Regions from separate parts of the Homo sapiens genome. Here region 2 is linked to region 1. The links are chromatin loops, found by intact Hi-C in ENCODE. Cell type or tissue: endothelial cell of umbilical vein. All regions are shown on one strand.

What was found. Hi-C counts contacts between places; a loop is a spot of excess contacts. Peaks named below come from ENCODE experiments on the same cell type or tissue, not always from the same donor. Only the 100,000 strongest peaks of a DNase experiment are listed, where the experiment ranks them.
Region 2: a loop joins it to region 1, with 8 times the contacts of the local background. A loop is called at or near these places in 1 of 110 quality-filtered maps.

Annotation. Positions count from the first base shown.
Region 1 is chr1:200,230,743-200,233,242 of GRCh38, reverse strand. No RefSeq gene overlaps it. Among named protein-coding and RNA genes, the nearest start is that of LINC00862, 140 kb to the left of the region's middle. In endothelial cell of umbilical vein, no CTCF peak of the experiment used is centred here; a DNase peak (open chromatin) is centred at 1,212.
Region 2 is chr1:199,690,646-199,693,145 of GRCh38, reverse strand. No RefSeq gene overlaps it. Among named protein-coding and RNA genes, the nearest start is that of NR5A2, 340 kb to the left of the region's middle. In endothelial cell of umbilical vein, no CTCF peak of the experiment used is centred here; a DNase peak (open chromatin) is centred at 1,435; H3K27ac peaks cover 1,877 bases.

The DNA of each region.
Region 1 (2,500 bases):
ATAAAAGCTTAATAAGATGATACAGGTCAAAAGCTTTGTAAAGTTTGCTATAAATTGTAGTGAGGAATTGAGCAAGATGTAATTGGATAAGAAAATGTAAATGAAACTTGTACAAGTGTGGCAGAGTTGATGGAGAATATTGAGAACAAGGCCCCTCTTGACCATCTCAGTGGTATTTTTCTAAACAGGTGTCTGACCCTTAAGTGCAGGGGCTTTGACTCCAGTCAGCCCCTTATCACTGATGGGTTAATATATTGTTACCCATCGGTTTTTTTAATGTCATTAAAATTCATCAGATACAGTTTATGGGTGCAGATCAGATAGGACAATCAGTGTGTTTGCTTTTCACTCAATTTTCAGGTTGTGCTTGTGGTGATGTTGTCCAATGCCATGTTAAAGAATAGTGTAAATGCTCTTTTGTTAACCAGCTACTGTTCAATTTCTAGTACCTGTAATTGATGTAGTATTGATTTGCTTTAGATTCTCTGAATAAATGCAAATACATTTCATTTTTATATGATACTATTTCTTTTTTGAATGATTGCTATGCTTTTCACTTTCCTAATGTATCTTTTTAAGATTTTCAAAAGTGTATTTTCTTGCAATGGCATTGAGAGTGATATCAATCCTAGCATTCCTTTTTTTCTTCTTATTAAAAAGTGATGCTGCTCTCTTTAAAGATTGTTGGATAGCGTCTGTCATTGATTTAAATTTTATTGCTCAACAGTGTACACTGTACCTAATCGATGTCTTTATAATCAATTTAACATGAAATGTCATGCACCAACTAATAATATTTCTTACACACACAAACTAATGATATTTCTTACAACTGTTGTTTCTGAGGAGGTATGAAAAAGGTTTGTTAAAGCCAATTCCATGTGAATTTGTTTGCCATAATCTTTCTTGATTGTCACATAAACTTTCTCTTTCCCTTGGTGAAATTTAGGATATCGTAATATGGATGATTTCAGAATCTGTTCTCTGATCTGCAAAAAGCAGCTAATTCCTATTCTAGTTTAAGAGACCCAGACTTAAGTGAGACTGAGAGGGAAAAATGACTCAGGCAAAAACATTTTCAAATAGCAGCCTTATAATTTAGGCTACCAGTAAATTACTAGGAAGTTGTGCAACTGCTATTTAATGGACATGAACTAATTATAGCCTAAGAGTGGTGAGTCTCATCCTGCGGATATACAATATAATTCCTTTTAGAGAAGCAATAACATATTGTTCATAACATGCCATATTAGCTTATATACCCAAAATTTCAAAGAGATTTCTCAAAAAGGGGTATGGCAAAGAATTAGCATGTAGCAATCTGAGCTTTGGACTTTGAACTATTCTTTGGTAGCTCTTTTGTAAATGGATTCACATAACTAAAAGTTCTGAGCCACAATTCTCTAGTCTCCAATATTTTTATCTATAACAACCACTTTTATTTACAAATGACAGCAATAATTACAATAGTCACCAATGATTAAGCCTTTTCTCTTTTGCTAAGGGCCTGATACACCTTGGCTCACTTAGCCCTGCCAATAACCCTGAAAGAGTATTATTCCATTATTTTATAACCGATGGAAAAAATAGTAGCTCTGAGAGGTTAAGGAACTTGGCCAAGTTCACACAGTAAGTGGAGGAGTCTGGATTCAAACCCCGGTCAGTCCATGCAGTATCACTCATTTCAGCTTGGGATGGGTAATTATAATTGTACCATTACTAGTTCAGGGGTTGTGACAGTGACTTTTCCTGTGCCTTGTAACTTTCAAGGGTTTTGGATGCTTTTGGAGGGATAAAAGGTTTCCTCTTAAGCTCCAAAAGTGATGTGTTTTGTAATCTTGATCAAAGATTGTCCTCAGAGCAGGAGTTTCATGCCATTGTATCTCCTGGGTGCTGCTCCAGGTCTTGGAACCTGTGGACAGGTTCCAAGAGGAGAAAGGTTTCTAATGTCTCCCTAGTGGAAGGCATATGTATCTAGATATTGCATTTATGTCTCACAAAATCCAGGAAATACCTAGGAGTACAAATTTCTGAACCTGTTGGTTGATTTGAGATACTCTGGTAAAACTCAAGTCCTTTTGGCTCCTGTAAGAACTCAACTTCTCCATAGTTCTTCTTGCTAAGAAACTTGTCCATTCTAGACATCGATCCTTGTCAGGAATTGAGATTCCTTTTTGCTTCTTTGGGTAGATCCTCACTTCTTTATGTGCTCAGGTACAGGTAGAAGATCCTTTCTCCAAGGAGTGCTCCCCTTCTACCAGGTCAGCTCCTCAGCCATCACCTGGACAGCTGCTGAATGTCACCTAGAGTTTATTCCTTCCTTTCAGAGTGTAACAGCCTTAGTATACTCCAGGGTGACTTGGGTGTAAAAGAATGCAAAGTGAATAATGTTATTATCAGTAGGTGTCATGTAAACCTAGTGGTTTTTCTAGCTGATTTTTAAGCATGTCTGGAATTTTTCATGACTTTATTTATTTATTTATTATTTTAATTTTTGTAG
Region 2 (2,500 bases), 540 kb after region 1:
CTTTTTATTTCTAGATAATAAAGGTTACATTTTTAATTTTTCTTTTTAGCACTGATCTGATATATCATATTATTAATTATTTATCTTCTCATTTATTGTCATTCTTAGGCAGGGATTTTACCTCTTCACGCCTCTGTTTCTAGAGTTCAGAACTGTGTTTGACACATACATGCACAGAAGGCCATTAACAAATGTATTTTGAATGAATGGGAGAAAAAGCCACTCTCTCTTCATTTTGTCTGCTTTCTCCTTTTCTCCCTTCACTGGCTTTTTCCACATCTTGAATCCATACACAGAACCCGTTCTTCCACAGCTCTCCAGTTACCAAGTCCTAGTTCCAACCATGCTCAGAGGCTGAGTAGCTGTTTCTCAATCTGAATCTCAAATTCCCAGGTGAGAAATAAAATGGACACTGCTTTTATCAGGCCTATGTTCTGGTACAATCTGCCGTGGCCAAGGGATCAGAGACACAAATTATCCACTGAGATTGTTGCCAGCATCTACTTGTCAGGGAGGAGGAAGTAATTCCAGGAAAAGGATACTTGTGCATTGAGTGGGCACCAGGTATTCACAGTAGTTCAAGAGGCCTGAAGAATCCTTTCCAAATCATTTAAATTTCCCAAATACTTTATTTATTTATTTATTTATTTATTTGAAACCGACTCTCACTCTGTTGTCCAGGCTGGAGTGCAATAGCAAGATCTTGGCTCACTGCAGCCTCCACCTCCCAGGTGGAGCAATTCTCTAGCCCCAGCCTCCCAAGTAGCTGAGATTAGAAGCCCACACCACCATATCTAGCTAATTTTTGTATTTTTAGTAGAAATGGGGTTTTGCCATGTTGGCCAGGCTGGTCTCAAGCTCCTGGCTTCTAGTGATCTGCCTGCTTTGGCCTCCTGAAGTATTGGGATTACAGGCGTGAGACACCGCACCGGGCCAAATTTCCCAAATATTTTAAATGGATTCACAAAAAAGTGTCTTGTTCATCTTTGTATCCATAGCACCTAGAGAAGTTCCCAGGGGGCAGACCTCATGGTTTGAATTGTCTTTTTGCATTATCTGATGGTTTCTGGTGTTTACTAATACCTTTGTTCTATTGATGATCATGGTAAGAATAGGGAAATTTGGTTATTTGATAATGATGTAGTAAAAGAGAAAGATAAGTCAGGGTATTTACATGTATGCAGTTGTAAAGAGGTGGAAATAGTGTGTGTGTTGGCGGGGGAGATTTAAAACTTGACTTAGGAAAGAGCAATCCTTACTAAAATGTACAAATATACTTGGTGAGCTAATGTTTTTGATGCAAGGGCTTGACTACAGGATAATAGCTTACAAGTTGTCCCCTGCTGTTTGGTAATGTTAATGGACAGGAAGTGAGTAATGATTTATAAAGTGGTGTTGGAGCTGTAGTTAACAAGGCTCCCTGACCACAGTGCAATGTGCAGAAGGAAGCAGCAGTTACAGCTCGTGGAGGAGGGAAAAGGCTTTTCTTCATTGTTCCTACCTCATGCATTGTTCAGTTTCTAAGCTCCCTCCCCACTCCTTGTTTTTCCTGACAATACAGAGCCCAGGGATGACCTCTGAGGGAGGCTTTGTAGCAGGCCGTCAGATAAAATCCAGGATGCTCAGTTAAATTTGAATTTCTGCTGGGCACGGTGGCTCATGCTTGTAATCCCAGAGCTTTGGGAAAGCAAGGCAGGCAGATGGCTTGAGCCCAGGAATTTGAGACCAACCAAGGAAAGATGGGGAGATCTCATCTCTATAAAAAATTAAAAAAAATTTAGCCGGGCGTGGTGGTGTGAGTCTGTAGTGCCAAATACTCGGGAGGCTGAGGCAGGAGGATTGCTTTAGCCTAGGAGGTTGAGGCCACAGTGAACTGTGATTGCACCACCTAACTCTAGCCAGGGTGACAAAGCAAGACCTCATCTCAAAAAAAAAAAAATAATAATAAAATTCCAGATAAATAGTGAATAACTTTTTAGTGTAATTATGTTCCAAATATTGCATGGGGTAAACATATAAGAAATTATTTGTTATTTATCTGAAATTCAAACTTTAACTAGTTGTCTTTTTATTGACTCACTCTGGCAACTCTACTTACAGCCCACATTGCTTCATAAGAGGCTATTAGTTCATGCAGATGCAAAAGTTCCTTTAGTTCATTCCTAGAAACCTGGGGACAAGACAGACCTGCCAAAGAATAGAGGCTTAAAACCAAGCTGAGGGAGAAAAAATGCTGTTGTTATTAAATGCTCTGTGTTGATGTGATAGTTTAAAAGAGTGACACTATTTATGTGCCTGTGTTGGGAATGTGTGGACTATTTTAAAAAAGAAAAATCACTCTACATTTAGAAGAGAAAACCTGGAAAATCACAGAATGAATGAGCCAGCAAGAACTGAAGATTCCTAGTTCAGGCTTCCTCATTTCACAGAAAAGGGAACTGAAATAACAGAGTTGAAATAGTCTTGCAGGCAGACCTGAAAAATCCAGGTGATATCATTT